2 separate regions of the Mus musculus genome follow, and region 1 is linked to region 2. The links are chromatin loops, found by intact Hi-C in ENCODE. Cell type or tissue: left cerebral cortex. All regions are shown on one strand. Each heading gives the region's core, and the rest is flanking DNA. Links, peaks and the distances in the headings are about the cores only.

Region 1 (8,341 bases), core at 237-8,236, 110 kb after region 2:
CACATCCACTTAGAACCAATCTCTTTAATAAGGACAAAAAGAAAAAAGAAAAGAGTGTGGGTGTGCAGGGTCAAAAAACAAAATACAAACAAAAAACAAACCAGAATAGGACATAGCGATCTGTGAACAACCTCAGGATGCAGGCAGAGCCCAGGATGCACACATCCAATTTTGTGCTTAGCTGGTACCCTGCTGTGCCTGCTGTGCCTGGGTGGAGACAGATTCAGAGGATCAAGGTGGCCAGCATGCTCTACGGTTATTGCCTACTCTGGCTACTCTCAGGACAGGGTTGGTACACCTGCCCAGAAGGTGGAAGGATAGGGCCAATTTCACCAAGAGTTCCTTGAACTTTAGAGCTGCAACAGGATTGGGGAGGGAGAAAGGGATTCTCAGAACTGGATGTCCAGAAGACAGGGTGGCCTAGAGTGGCTCCTGTGCTGGGAGTCCTAGATTAGCAACAGAGAGTTGAGCATAGAGGTGGGGCATGCCAGGGGAAGCAGGGTAACAGCATGTGTCTTCTCAGGGTCTCAGGCATCACTGCAAAGTTTCTTATGGAGCAAGGACTCCACATAGCCTTCACAGACACCTAGCTTCATACAGGCTAGCCTCTGGCTTTTCCAATGTGTATGGAAGCACTAGTGTGAACTTGTGGAATAAACACACACACACACACACATGGTTAGTTATATATTATGTTATATATATATTTATATATTATAACACACACATATCTTTCATCTGGTTTTGACAATCCATCTGTCAAAGGGCCATATGCTCTCTCTCTCTGAGCTTTCAAAGGTGACATGTTGTTGACTGTAACTTGAAGACTTGAAGTAGAGATGGAACAACGACTGATGAGCATAAGTGGTATTAAATAAGTTATTCTGAGAAAAATGAATCACCGGGATCAGGAAGACCATTGTGAGAGTGACTGTGTCTCCCTACTAAGAAGGCCACAGTGTGAGGATAGAATGATGCTAGAGAGAAACCTAACCAGCTCTTCAGCCAGGAGGTCATGGTCAACATCAACAGTCATAAATCATGTTCAACTGTCAACAGACCTGTAATGAAAAGCTGACATTGTACCTCTGTGGTCCTCCTCCCCCAAATCTATTACATCTGCTCTAATCGTGAAAGAAAGAGAAAGAGAGAGAGAGAGAAGGGAGGGAGGGAGGGGGAGAGAGAGAGAAGGAAAGGAGAGAGGGAGGGAGGAACAGAGGGAGAGAGAGAGAGAGAGAGAGAGAGAGAGAGAGAGAGAGAGAGAGAGAGAGAGAGAGAGAGAGAGAAAGGAAATTAGACAAATCCCAGTAGGGGCGTCCTCTTACCACTAACGAGTCAGTTACCAGGGCTCCTTAAGACTGTCAAGGTCACTGAAACTGGAAAGCTTTCAGAACTCTTAGAGCCAGTACAGCCGAGAATAGACAAGAAATAAATGTATCATGGGAATCACAGGTAGAGGGAGCTTGTGGTTCAAAACTACATTCCCAGCATTTAGGAGACAGATTCAGGATCGCCAAGAGTTCAAAGCCAACCTGGGCTGTTGCCCAGTGAGTTTGTTAAGTGAGTCCCAGGCTAGCCTAATCTACAGAATGAGACCCTATCTCAAACAAACCAGCCCACCCACCAATAAAGACAAACAAAACCCTAAGGAAATCTTAATAAACTATTGTCTGCCTTTGGTTAGTATATCAATATTAATTTTTAAATTATAACAAACATACATGACTGATGTACCTTAAGGACAATGTTAGGAATAAGGGACCAGGAAGACAGTTTATAAAAGCTCTTTGTACTATTTTATTTTTCTTTAAATATCAAATTGTTGTTGAAAAAAATCTTTTCCAAAACTTTGTAAGATCATATGGCCTATTAGCAGTGGAGCATTTCATCCAAGCTCACAAGCCCAGGCCGAGAAATATTTACTGGAAAAGGAGGTTTTTTCGCACGCATAATTTTCCAGAATTGTACTATCCTCTGTAATGAAAAGAGTGATCAGTGCCTTGTATCTGAATCATAAATTTAGTCTGCGTTCCCATGGTAGGTCACCTGCTAGGGCCACAGCCATCTAAGTAGCATCAATATGGGCTCTGTATGGCATTAACTAAGAGCTTTCCCGTACAAAGTGACTGTTACTTTTATACTCCTACTAAGATTGGGTTTCTTTCTGTAACATTTATAAGCAGTGTAAAAAGTTGGACGATTAACGTCTCTGAAACGTTATTTTCTCTTTTAAAAGAGAAAGAACATAAAGGCCACAATCAAACTTTGAAGGGCTGTACCTACCGAGGGAACGAGTACAAATTCAGTGCCTGGCACCTCAAAGTTCTCGGTAAACGATGTTTGATAATAAACACAGTTATCTTTCCCAATCAGGAGAAGATAATCCCCTTTGGTCCACAGGAAACATGGCTCGCAGCTCTTTCCTCGGCATGTTTCCTAATTTAACTACACGAAGCATCTAGAAGGCACTCTGCCAACAGCAGCCTCTGGTTTGTATCTAAGCAAGTCTTGGTCATTAAGCAAAGTCAGGGCATCACTGGCCAAGCAGAGAAAGGCCACGCCACAGGGTACATCTGTGCTCGCCAATGCTCTCTGTTCTTGAAACAAGAATGCAATAATTAATAAATAAATAATAATACAATAATAACAATAACCCAGGACAGTTAGACAGTGTCAGATCCCAGCCCCAGGCTGGGGGGGGGGGGGGCGGAGGGGACGGGTAGGAGGGCTCCTTTCTCTTCTTGTTCCTCAGCACCTGTCACGGAGACGGGATGCAGGCTCGGCGGCCGCTTCCTCCTGCCCCCGCCGCCCGCCCGGCGGACCCTCGGCTCCCGGCAACGCGCCCGCGGCCCACGCCGACTAGAAAGCGCCCATTGAGCGCCTGCAGCTGCCGGTGCCGCTTGCCCAAAAACTAAATAAAGCCCCGACTGCAGTTCCAGCGAAGAAGACACTACTGTGTTCTTCCCAGCGCAGTCACGGCTATAAAGCATTAAATGCAAACTGCTGATTGTTAACGCTGCATTTGTTTACACCCCGAATCTTGAATCACAATGGGGTGGCTTTCGGGCTGCCAGGGCCGGCCAGGGCCGGCTTTATCCTGAATGCTGCAGCCTGTTCCCTGACTGGCCGCGCAGAAGGAAGTTGAGTAAATAGCATCGCCTTTGGCTTGCTGTGTGTGTGTGTGTTGTGTGTGTGTGTGTGTGTGTGTGTGTGTGTGTGTGTGTGTGTGTGTGTGTGTGTGTGCGTGTGATAGATGTCTGCTATGGAGACCAGTGGGATTTTGTTCCTGGTAGGATTGAAGGGAATGTATTGGAGAAGCCTTACTCTATTTGCGGATGTGTAAAACGTTCGGGGATTTGTAAGGTCTCCCAAAGGAGAATCCCCACACTGTATGAAATAAAGCAGATGCGAATGAATGAAAGGATTCTGGGATTCTCTTAAAGGGCTGCGGGGAAGGGAGAAGGATGGATGGGAAGTGTGGCCCACTGGCTAAGCTCGCTGATGGATAGCTAGCTGCAGCATTTATCCATCCCTAGCACCAAGCGTGACCATATATATGCCTTTAAAATCCAGCAGTCACTCTCTCTGCTAGTGAGTTAGAACGTTTTCACTTGAAAATATTGCAATGAAAAAAAGGCCCTTTGCACTCTGCCTTTCCAAGCAACAATCTGTGACAGAGCTTTTCTTTTTAAAGTTTGCGCCGTTAAGTTAGGATGTGCTTATATTTTTATGCAGTTATTTTAAATCTTTAAACATACACTGAAAAAGGAAAAAAGTTAACTTTCCTAAGTGAAACGTCTTTGTATCATGCTCTTCTGGTTTCTGGTGACCAATCCCTATGCCATTAGTATTCTTAAAACAATAATTCATAATGAGTAGAGTTATGCTTCACACAAGAAAATAAAAAACCTCCTGAATAGAGTTTGCTTATACCAGGTTGGACTTAAAACCTAGAATGAACTACTCATAGCTATCAACGTCAGGAAATGTATCTGCCCTGGAAACACACCACTGTCTTCAGAATAACTGCAGAATCATAGCGGGTTTCCGCACAGCATTTGGAAAGTACAGATACAGCGGTGAAATGACACCTTCTCACCTGCATATGTAATCCGAAGGGAAATGAAACGAACATGGGACACACCATGCAAATGAGAGACAAAGCTGGAAACCAGAGTGCTGGAGAAATGATTCAATTCACACAGGCATATGCTGTCCGCTGGCACCTTGCACCAGCCGACAGAGTCTTTATTCCACAGTGAAGAGCTTTCGAGTCGAAATGCAGAAGGATGCAGTGAAAGTCACAAAGGGGCAGATCTCGGAAGGGACATTGACAAAGCAGGAGGACCACCGGCAGTGCATTTGGAGCACCTGGTCCACCTAGAGCTGGTACTGGCTGTGAAGGAAGAGAAGAGAATCTGCAGTCTTGGAGGTCTCCCTGGGTAGGGGGGCTCACTGTCTGATGGGAAGATGAGATGTGCACAAGTCATGTGAGAACTGCACCGAGGCTGTAAGAATGGAGGGGATTGAACGCCTAATGAATGGGAGACCAGAAAACAAGACACACAATTCACAGGAAGACGATCGGAAGGTCTCGCACCAGAGAGAACGTTGGAGCAAAGGGAGAAGCCTGAGACTTTGCCAACAGGGAGACTTTCCTTCCACAGCTGGCTTAGAAACATAACTGTAGCTTGAAGGGTCCTTTCTTCCTAGCCAAGTTGGGACCCAGCACTAACACTATTAGATGCAGACATGCCTTCTTCTTCTTCTTCTGTCATAGGGAAATTTCCAAAAGATTTTGCCAAGGACACACTTAGACATTTTCAACATGTTCCAATTCAGAGTGGATCCACCATGTAAAAGAAGCATGGCATGAACTTGCTATTTAAATGGCACCTCTCTCTTTCTCATGTGGATTTTACATCCACCTGTACTTCAGGCAGTCATGAAACAAGTGTTTCCCCACTCCCATTAACTGATTTCAAACCCACAAGGATCTTGCACAAGGTTTGAGCTTACCCAGCCCCATAGACACACTCACCCCTAGACATTTCCTCACTCACAGTGTGAATGCTCTGTTCAGAAAGCGGAATGCAGACAAGCGACAAAGGCAAATGCAGCCAGAGTGGATGCAAATTATTAAATTAATTTTTTTGGAAAGCAAATTTAATTTTAATTAAATTTGAAAGCTTACATATTTGCAAAGACAGTTTGGTATTTAACTCTCAGACTCTTCATCCTAAAACCTTTTGCTTCCTTTGCAAACCTACCCAATGACTCCTAAGGTCAGGCAGAAACATAATTCCAGCTCTTCAAATAAAGAAGTCAAAATGAAGGGGCAAGCTTAGTTCTGTCCCCAGGTAGGACCTTAAATTGTCTGCAGTGACTGGAACCTAGATCAGTAGACGACAGCCTGTCCAGTCATGCAGCTGTATGACTTAGTTTGTTTTGTTATTGTTTCAAGACAGGGTTTCACTGTGTAGTCCTGGCTGTCCTGGAATTCACTCTATAGACCAAGCTAGCCTCGAACTCCAAGATCTGCCTGTTTCTGCCCCACCCCCACCCGGCTAAAGCTGTCATTCTAAGAAGGGGCTGGGTCAGGGGTTCACCTCCACTTGAGTTAGAGTCTTTGAATCTTGATCACATTAAAAATACCTGTGTTAAGATTAAAAAAATAAAAGACAGAATGGATTTATGAACATATAATGGAAGAATCACATGCCACAGGATGGAGCACGGGGGTAGGAGGCGAAAGCCTGTTCTTATCTTCAAGTTAGTTTTCCTCTGATCACCAGACCAGAATGTGCCTCAGTGTGGTTAGAGTAAGAGAAGACTCAGCGTGACTTTTTTTTTCTAACAGAAACAAATGTCCAGTCATCTGAGAGCACACCAATAGTGTAAAATAGAAAAGTAACTGTAATTTAAGGGCTTTTTTCTTTTTACATTATTAAGTCAGATGATTTTTTTTTCCTAATACTCATATCTCGCATGTGCATTTCTGGTTTGAAGAACTTTAAACCATGTTTCAAAGTTACATTTTTAAGTTTTAGAGCATGGCATAATTCTATGTTTGGAAATTTTAGGACAGCTGAATGATTTTCTATCTGTATGTATCTATCTAATCTATATTTATCATTTCTGGAGTGGGCTGTACACATAAAAAAATCTCGTGATAATGTGTTACCATTATATCTTTAATTCTTGGTTCTTGTAAGAATAATGTTGGTGAAGACATCACTATAGTCACTGTTAATACATAATTAATTACCCCCAAACCAGCAGCTTAGGCCTGTGCTTTCATTTTTGTTCTCAGCTTTATGGTTGAGAATCTAAAAAGGTCTCCGTAGGCAGGTCTCTCCCAGGACCTCGCCTACAGGTACAGTCAATGGTACCTGGGCTCCTGCCCCAGATGAGGCATGCACTGGCTGCTTGGAGTCCCTACTGATGGTCTCTTTGTTGTTGACTCCAGCATAGTGTTGAAGAGCAGCCAGATGTCCTGTGTGGCGGGTAACCTTACTTGGAATATGCAGGAGAGTAAGGCAGGACTTTCACTCTCAGTTGCCCCTGCCAGGGGCACCTCCCAGTGGGAAGAGGAAGGGGGTCTTTGAAGGCATGTTTTGAAGCTGTGGTGGGTTTCCTTTTGTTGTGTCCTTTAAGAAGAACAATTTGGTGCTTAGTTTCTTAAACTAGACTACAGATCATCTTCAAGACCCCACACGTTTGGGAGTTCGTTTTATGCTTCTAGAACTTAGTACGGGGCTGTTGTGTACCAAGTGCTACAAAACAGAATCAAAGGCCTACAGTCAAAAAAAAATCCCACCCTTCAAAGCAAACAGTCAGGTTTATTGTGCTGATAAAACCACCCTAGAGAGATAACCAGGATACCTTAGGTTGTTTGAGTCTGAGCCAGTCATCTAATTCAGCTCTTCTTCTTTTCCCTCCAATGACACAGTTGCAGGTTAAGCTGTACAGCCAAGTAGCAAAGACAGGACCATTGGTGCCCAAGGTCTAGTCATTGTTTCTGGTCCACCTGAAAGCTCTGTTTTATCAGTTATTGTTTGAGAGTTTGGTTTTATTGAAACTCAGAGAGACTCCAGTGGCTTAGATCATTCTTATACACAAGAATGGGGCAAGACTTTCTGTCAATCTGCTGAGTGCAGCAGGAGCCTTTCCCTCTCTCTCTCTGACCTTTCTGTCTATTCTAGGAAGATAAAGAAAAGTCCCAGAGGCCTCCCCAGGAGGCCCTGGGGCTCTGCATTGATCTCTGCAGTCTTGAAAAAAACTAACTTCCTGGCCGTTTCTTCTTGTTTCTCAGGAGAATCTTGTGGCCTATCTGTCTGGGACCAAGCAGAGTCTGAAAGGCTTCCTGTGACTTCTACACAGGCTGTGAGGAAGTAGAGATGTCACAGAATGTTCCAGGAACGTTAGACTATGTTTCAGGCAGTGCCTATGACTTGGGACCGTGATGTAAGTCATCATCTTGGCCTTTCGGTATGAGACAAGCAGCGAGCCCAGTAGCCACCTTTGTATCACGGAGATGCAGGTTTGCAAAGAAGAATGGAACTGTTAAAGAGCCTTCCTAGTGGCTACCAGGAGGGTAGGAGCAATGCTTTCTGGCTTAAGGTTTGTCTAGCTTTCCTGAGCAGAAGGCTTTTACTTCTGCATGTACTGTGGCTGTAATTAAGTGATTCACATTCACAATGCTCAGTATTTATCTAAAATACTCTAAGTCCTCATTAGGAGGGGGGAAATTCATTAACATTTGGCTTCCTGAACTTACTAATGTGGTACATCCCTCTCTAAGCTCCTTTTAACACTAGGGTTCTCCAGAGAAACGGAATAGTGTGTGTGTGTGTGTGTGTGTGTGTGTGTGTGTGTGTGTGTGTGTGAAGATGCAAAGAGATTTGCTGCAAGGAATTGCTAGTATTGTTATGAAAAGCTGACAAAGCTCAATGAGCAGCATACTAGAACCTTAGGAAAGCAGGGGTCACCAAGCTGGGTCCCAATGACTTGGCTTAACCAGAAGCCAGCTGGAGTAGCTCTAGGCAAATGCCAGTAAGACCAGAGATCCAGGGTAACCTGAAGACGAGAAACAAGGCAAAGCAATGCTTCAGCTCTAGGTACCCAGAGGGAAGGAACCATCTTTCCTGTAGTAGCCAACCTCTATGTTCTAAGCTTCTGCAATCTGCCTGAGTCTCACTCATGTTAGAGAGAACGATGTATTACCACGTCTACTAATTCAAGTATTAATTTCATCCACAAACACCCTCATACTCAAAATATGTTTGGCTGGATATCTGGGAAATCTCTTACACAGTTACTTTTGATACAATTAGCCATC
Region 2 (8,341 bases), core at 129-8,128:
GAGGTTTTTGCTTGCTGCTTTGCTTTGCTTTGCTTTGGAAAACAAGATTTTAGATTGTGGGGGTTATTTGTTTGTGGTTGTTTGTTTTTGCCAATTGGAAACAAACAAAAACTACCATGGGAGTGACACCAGTGAGCTCCCAGTCATCAGACTTTGTATTTTCAAAAGGGTGTTTGTCCTGTTGACCCAGTCTCTTCAATTGGTCATATGGTCGATACTGACAGCTTTCTTTTTAAATGTCCCCAAGGGTGGCACAAGGGTGTCTTGGATTTTGACCACAACTAAATCTGAAAGCTGCTTTTGATAGTCCCAATAATCGGTGCCTTTTCGTTTCCTGCTCTAGAAGTAGTTACTTACCTTGAGTGTGAGTTGGATTTATTTTTGAGGTGCTGAGATTTGAACCCAAGGCCTTATGCATGGCTAGGTCAGCTCCCTACAACCACTAAATCCTAGTCCCCAAGATTCCCATCTATAGAGTAGAATACAGCAAAAGTAATGCTATAAGTTTCTCAAGACTGGATAATGTGTGCCCATGGCCGTCTATTTTTCTAGCATTCTTATCCCCAGGAGTCTTAAGAAAAGGCTATGAACTTTGTGAGAGGCTGAGGTGTAGAGTTTCTGAACAGTAGCTGTCAACCATCCTGTGCAAACCCCACCCCTACCCCACCTTTGTTCTTCAAACAACACTGGGATGCAAGTATTTGCATGGCATTTTCATTGTATTCATTGTTATCAAGAGATAATTTAAAGTATACAGAAGGATGTAGATCAGTTCTGTGCAAAGAGTGCTTAGTTTTATATAAGGGTCTTGAGCATCCAGTCTCCCATGGATACCAAGGAACAGCTATATATCTCCACTTCTACTTTTGTCAACAAGTTTCTCTGTAACACAGTGTCCTACTTTTATGTGGCTGCTTTTCTCTGAGTGAGAAAAACAATTTTTTTTTAAAAAAATCTGAAATCATTGTTCTATTAGAAAAAAAAATGCCCACTGTTTTAAAAGCACAGATTTATAGATTATAGTTCCCATGGTAACCCCTTGACCTAGAGACCAATTCTAAATCATCTTAAATGTCAAAATTTTATATTGCTGATCTTTTAATGATAATCCAGATGGCTCTGGACTTAAAACATTTATGGGAAGTGAGCTTCATTTTATATCCTTTTGTGGTAATAGAGTAACTATAGAAAAATGCATAGAAGTCTTTTTATATAACTTTATTTACCTTAAGACTATTTCTTCTTTTTCTTCTCTTCATCCTCCTCCTCCTCCTTCTTCTTGCTTCCAGTGCTCACCTGCTTTTGATAGCACCAGTAGACATCTTATCAGACCCTTCCTTCTCTATTCTGCCATCAAGAGACTGATAAGCCTTTGTTTAACCTTCGTGACAACTGGAAAACCTAACAGGCTGTTCTTCCTGGACCAGGACCATGAGACTTAGTCCTTTATAACCTGAGACATCTAAATGCAAACCCTATGCAAGGGGATTTTCTTTACCTGTTCCCGGGGTCCAGAGCTACATAACCCTCTCCAGGGGACTAGGAATATTCCCTGTGAGTTCTATTTTCCCCTACAGTGATGATAAAATTCGAGACACAGAGAGGGATCTCCTGCTATTACCTTGCTTTTCTCTGCCACTTCTCAGAATTGGCAATCCTGCATCAAGAAGCACATTAGTTTAGGGTTTGTGAGTTTGTAAGAAGGGGTAGATGGAAACCAGGATACATATTGGAGGCTCTGATGAAGGACTACCTGATAGCAATAGTGACAGCCTTACAACCGTAGCATCAGAATCACATACAGATTCAACATCAAAACCCTTCCAACCCTGCTCCCTTCTTACTCTAAATATCTCCATTGGCCCATCTCATCTCTTCTCTGCTGACAGCATGGCCTGGATGATCCTTACACAACCTCTGCCTATGAGAAGTTGAAGCAGAAAGATGGAGAGTTCATGGTCAAGTTGGACTACATCATGAGACTCTGCTTCAAAAAGAAAATACATAAAAACATACTAATGAGTGAGACTGTATTACTGCAAGGCTGATATCTGCTTGATATCATCTGCTGATAAATCTGCTATCATTTATTTTTAAGAAATGAAATAAAGTATCTGCAAACACTGCTACTCCCTATTATCCTGCCCTGTACCCAGCTAAACATCTCTATGCAGTACTGTGGTGAGCAAAAAGCTTTGAGTCTCAATCCACTTTATTGAATAAATCACAATGAAGTTGACAAGATTATCACATTTACTAATGAACATAAAACTAGGGAAAATAGTATAAATAGTTTAGCTTTTGCAAAAATGATAAATGTGTTCTATGTATGCCAAGGATGGTAGAATATTGTCCACACCATCTTAGACCAGTGGTTCTCAACTTGTGGGTTGATCCCTTTAGGATTGAATGACCCTGTCACAGCGGTCTCCTAAGACCCTCAGACATTACAGATATTTACAATATGATTCATAACTGTAGCAAAATTACATTTATGAAGTAGCAATGAAAATAATTTCATGGTCACCACAACATGAGGAACTGTGTTAAAAAGGTTGCAACCTTAGGAAGATTGAGAACCACTGTCTTAGGCAGACATGATAACCTAAATCCAAATTATTTGGTTCAGGGTTTGCAAACTACAGTCCATGAGTAGAGTTCCCTCTATTTGTTTTTATGAATAAATTTCACAAAATGCACTAATTTATCTACCTTTCCTGTGGATGTGAGGTGTGGGAGATGGCACCGTAAGGCTGTACACAAGCCACTGAGCTACATCCCTAGCCTTAGTAGGTGCTTTTAAGTTACAGCCATAGAACAGAGACAAGCGACTGTGGCTCAAAGAGCCTGAGCTATCCATTCTCTACCCTTTCGTACACTGCAATCCTGCTCCAGTCTGTATTCATGCCAAGGAGAACTGGCATGGAGACAACTCCTAAGCAGGAGCATCTTTTTCAGAGGCCCATTGCACAGTGAAAGCATACAGCCTCCTCTTCCAACTGTTAAGCAGACACAACTTATCATACCAAGCATGGGAGCCCATGCGATTGACAGACAGTAGACGGGACAGGCCATGAAGGCACTCCTAACTAGAATGCCTTCACTAGAGTTTTCTCTTTGTAACACTATTTCCATTTTCATTCCCAAGTATTTTTGAAGCCAAGTATAGAACAAAAGGAAAGTGTTAACAAAGTTTTATCATGTAGCAATATGACATAAATGAAGTTCGGAGTTGCCAATTGTCCTAGTTACTGTCTATTACTGTAACTAAACACCATGATCAAGTCAATTTACAGGAGAAAAAAAAAGGAATTTTATTTAGTTTATGGTTTTCAAGGATTGGAGTTCACAAAAGGAACAACTGAGAGCTTACATCTTGATCAAAGAGGGCAGGGGTAGTGGAGGTGGGGGGAGAAAGAGAGAGACAGAGACAGAGACAGAGACAGAGAGAGACAGAGAGAAGCACAAGCACACTGGCACAGTGGGAATCATATAACTGTTTTACCCTCCAAAGCCTGTTTCTAGTGGCACAATTTAACAAGACCACACCTACTAAGCTTTCCCAAACAGTTCCATGAACTGGGGACCAGATGTTCAAATATTTTAGCTTAGAGGGAATATTCACATCCAAGCTCCTCATTTCACTCCGTAGCCCCCTTAGGTTTTTGGCCATAATATAATGCAAAGTTTATTTAGCTTAACTTCAAAAGCTATATTCTGTAATAGTCTCAACACAGTGCCCTGAGAATCAAAGTACTGTCTTAATTGTAGCCCCCTGTAAAATCAAAAAGTGAGTTACATATGTCCAAATTACAATGAGACAGAATATACGTTACCTTCCCAAAAGGGAGGCGTTGGGGCAACATGAGGAAATCCTGGACCAAAGCAAGACTGAAACCCAGCTGGGCAAACTCCAAATCATACGGTTCTATATCTGATATCAGAGTTCTAGCTGGCTATCGCTTTTCCTACTGAGACAGGGTATGCATTGGGCATCATTTGCATCTTTTAAAATGAGAAAGGAATGTGTGTTTTTAATGTCAGGAAAGGATTCAACTTCACACTGTATGGACTGTTTCTGAAATCAGGATGGATAATTATAATTCAATCTGTCAGCAATGGGAAGTGAGAACTCTGTGTTCATGGGTTCTTTGGCATGTCTAGTGGCTTTCTCTTGCCTCTTTACTCCAAATGAAGTTGAATCTGCCATCTTGGGAACTCTGGCCATTCATATACACATATCTTTTTGGTTTAAGCAGATTCATTGATGCTTGATACAAAAATAGTAGCTTCACAAATATGTGATTTCTTGAACTTCAAGATAGGTGCTAACATCAACTGGTACTCAGGTGACCTCAGAGTGGGACACCCCTAACCACTGTGAAAGATGACATAGAAACCTAGTTTTGTTCTAGAAGTGATTGTTGACTACCCGGGTCTTTTTCTCCATGTGAGCAATCCTGTATCACATGATGAGTCTCTACTCCCAGGGGAAATATGCATTTGTCATCACAGTCCTGCTGTGGTTGGGGAACCATATGTGCACCAAGACTAAACTTGGGTTCCCTGGCAGATTGCCCCGTGAACAAAAGCAGAAATCCACTAAAAGGACAGGGAAGTTAGATTCATGACCTAAAAGGGGAAGATTAAACCAAGATGTGCCACGAACAGAGTGACGCTGCTGAAGTGGAAAGAAAGGTCAGGTGTCCTGGAGGTCAGCGAGACCCAAGGGGAGGAAGGACTGGAAATAAGCTGCCAGGGTTTGGATTCTAGCTTCATTACTGTGCATTTCTGTACATTACTGAAGCAAGTTAGCTGAGTTAGCTATGCTTCATTTTATTCATCCATTAAAAACATAATGAATAGTATCTATCTCACCAGGCTGTCTGCTGCATCAATGTTTGCTGCAAAGCCTTCATTAATAACAACATCAATATTGAAACTAGAATGCAAACTCTGGCATAAGAAGTGTAAGTCATTGTGCTGGATTGCTCAGTGCATTAGTCTAACAGGATAATAAAACAAATAGCATTGACTAAGAGGCTTATACAGAGAAATCCATCTTTTACAATTCCAGCCACATAAGAAGTTACACATCAGGTGTTGCAGAGTTGGTTTCTCCTGAGGTCCCCTCCTTGGTTTGAGGCTGGCTGTCCTGAGTTCATATAGTCATCCCTTTGACACAAATGTCAACATTTCTTAGAAGGCCACTAGTCGCACTGGTTAGAGTCTATCCTAATGGCCTCTTCTGAGCTTCACAGTCTCTCTGCTGGCCCTGTCTCTGAATACTGTCACCTTCTGAGCTACTGGGAATCAAGACATGGAAAGTCAAGGAGGTTAGGGCCATACCCATAAGAATCAGTTTCATTAAGCTAAAATTATGTTCCATTTATCCAAATGGCTCTAAATTGGCCAAACATAGGTACCAGTTTCAAACTTGGAGACAGAAGGGCAGTAGCCTCGGCCCTCTGGAGGTCACTGCAGTTGTTGAAAGCAACAGACGCTGAATGCCAGGGGGACCTAGTTTATTTACCCTGGCTCTCCTCTGATGCTCAGCCTGTATTCTACACTGGTGACCACCGGAAATGAGGCTGCCCCCTCAGCAATCATCACATACTTGAGAGCCACAGGCTTTCCCCACCCTTTTACCTCCACATTTCTATGTCTGGACGTGCCTGGCTTCTTGAGTGACTAGCTAGGAAGGCCTCTGATCTGTCCCCCAGCTTCCCCTCATTTCCCACAACTGTGCAATCTAGTTAGGAAGTACTTATGTTGTCCTGTAACTCCCAGAGTCACCGCTCATGTGACTGAACCCCGAGTAACACAGAAAGAAGAAGAGGGGGCCTTCCAAACCTGTTACTGAGAGCTATGAGAGTCCGAAAGCCTGCCGGTATTCCCAAGCCTGAGCTCATTCAAAAGCCCACGGACGCACATCGTTCCTCTTTCCATTTTGTTCTGATCCCAGTATGTTTCACAAATGGCTGCCAAGTAAAGGTTCCCGGAATCATAGTCACATCATCAAGTGGCGATCAAGTGAGGTCCCATAGGTGGTAAGCAGGGGTCACTGGCTCAGAATAGAGAACAAAGTTCTTAGAGGGTGCTTTCCAGGGAAAAAAAAGTGAAACATGTACGCAAAGTGTGAGAAAAGACTAAGCGTGGGTCACTGGTGGGAAAGTATAGAAAAAAACAAAACTTAACAAAGGAAAGGCATAAAAAAAAATCGAGGCACTTTTAAAAAGTAACTAATTTAGTACATACAAAAATCGGACGTGTATGGTTTTTTTTAATTACATTAGAAATTAGACAAGATATGTAATCAATCTAGCCCCATATTGAGAAGTGAAGGAGAAGTTTCAGACTGTGATGTGATGTGATGTGATATGAAATTGTGGGGAGAGTGTATGAAGAGATGGGAAAGACCTGTTGGAGGCCTGGCTGAGATGGCCCAAGAGGCAACTCCTTTGAGAGGCCAGACTGTATGTCTGTGGTAGCTGTGAGAGAACAGTAACAGCAAGAGAAGGTTTTAGAGAGATATGAGAAGATAATTATATAATTAGGGACTTATTTGGGGAATATGAGAGCCAATGAAGAGGAAGAAATGAAAAAGAACCTTGTGAGAAAAAGGAAATTAATCAGAGCTCAAGTGGAAGGAAGATCTGAGTTCTGGTGAGGCCTGGGCATTTTTATCACTATAGGGGGGAGGAAGAAGACACAGACCAACAAAAAGAGATTGTGTATATGTGTGTGTGTGTGTGTGTGTGTGTGTGTGTGTGTGTGTATGTGTATGTGTTGTGTGTGTGTGTGTGTGTGTGTGTGTATGTGTATGTGTTGTGCATGTGTTTGTCTATATGTGTGTGTGTGTGTGTGTGTGTGAGTATGTGTATGTATGTATGTGTATGTGTGTGGTGTGTGGTGTGCCTGTGTGTATGTGTATATGAGTACGTGTGTGTGAATGTGTATATGTGTATGTATGTTTATGTGCGCATATGTATTTGTGTTTATGTGTGCATATGTATGCATGTGTGAATGTGTATATGTGTGTGTTTGTGTGTGTGTGTGTGTGTGTGTGTAAGACTGAGATGAGGACACCTCCCTCCTTTCACTTCACCTCTGCATACTTAAGTATGAAGTCTCAACATACTTTCCTAGAGCTCTGTCCCAACCCCTGCCACTTTGGGAGGTCAGAGAATGAGGAAAGACCTAAGTCAGAGAGGAAGAGATTATAAGCCAAGAGAGGGAGAGAGGAACCATTCTGTTGGAGTCACACAGCTAATTAGGGACTGAAATCAAACTGGCTCCGAGCCTAGTACTCTTTCACTACCAAATTACCATGTAATATTGAACAGATGGGAGTGATTAAGGCTTAGGGCCATTATGAAGGCTAGCATAACCTGTGTTGCATCCAATAAGAGAACGGAGTAGAACCCCAGCCGAGAGATTTGAGCCTCACATTGCAGGAAGGGATAATTTTACCCACTGTGAGCCATGATTAGGTTTGAGTGGATTGAAGTAAACTGTAAACTTTTTAAAGTCACTGCTTCACTGCAATCCAACCCAGCTGGGCTAGAGAAACCCTGGCTGCCTTGGGTGGCACTCAAGGCACAGGAAGGGAGAAATGCCAGGCAGGAATATCCAGAATATGAACTGAAATCCACTCTCGAAGTCACACAGAGCCTCTGCAAATCTTCGTTCCACTCCATTCAGAGGCATGTATTAAATACACTGAAAGTTTAGACACTACTTAAAAATAACATTCGCCACTCCACCTCCACACATGTGGGGGCCTCGCAATATAACTTCAATGACAAGAGGCTCTTCCTCAAAATAGTCTTCCCTTAGACAGCTCCTTCATGACATCATGCAGCTTAAAAATCTTCTTTCCTTCTGTATTTGCATTTCTAAAATATCTTGGAACTTGGTATTTATTTTGATTGACATTTTTTTTATCCACCCTGTGGGTTTCAATTCCCCCTTCTCTTTACAAACGATGTAGAATTGTGAGTGCTGGCTATCTTAGTCATCTTTCTAGTGCTGTGGCACCATGACCAAGGCAACTCTTAAGAAAGAAAGCATCTAATTGAGGGCTGGTTTACAGTTTCAGGGGTTTAGTCCATTATTGTTCATGGTAGGAAGCATGGCGGCAGCAGGCAGGCACTGGAGCAGTCACTGAGAGCTATATCTTGATCTGTGACTTCAAAGATCACCCCCAGTGGCCCATCTTCTCCAATAAGAACACATCTACTCCAGCAAGGCCACACCTCCTAATCCTTCTAATCTTTTAAAACAGTGCCACTCCCTGGTGACTAAGCACTCAAATATGCGAGGTTATGGAGGCTATATT

What was found. Peaks named below come from ENCODE experiments on the same cell type or tissue, not always from the same donor. Only the 100,000 strongest peaks of a DNase experiment are listed, where the experiment ranks them.
Region 1: a loop joins it to region 2, with 2.1 times the contacts of the local background. A loop is called at or near these places in 3 of 42 quality-filtered maps.

What each region holds. Positions count from the first base shown.
Region 1 is chr13:101,796,192-101,804,532 of GRCm38, reverse strand. No RefSeq gene overlaps it. Among named protein-coding and RNA genes, the nearest start is that of Pik3r1, 32 kb to the right of the region's middle. In left cerebral cortex, for the core only: no CTCF peak of the experiment used is centred there; DNase peaks (open chromatin) are centred at 3,362, 4,199, 4,516, 7,297 and 3 more places; H3K4me3 peaks cover 1,184 bases; H3K27ac peaks cover 1,473 bases.
Region 2 is chr13:101,905,451-101,913,791 of GRCm38, reverse strand. No RefSeq gene overlaps it. Among named protein-coding and RNA genes, the nearest start is that of Gm41044, 100 kb to the left of the region's middle. In left cerebral cortex, for the core only: no CTCF peak of the experiment used is centred there; DNase peaks (open chromatin) are centred at 743, 2,931, 4,559 and 7,733; H3K27ac peaks cover 1,022 bases.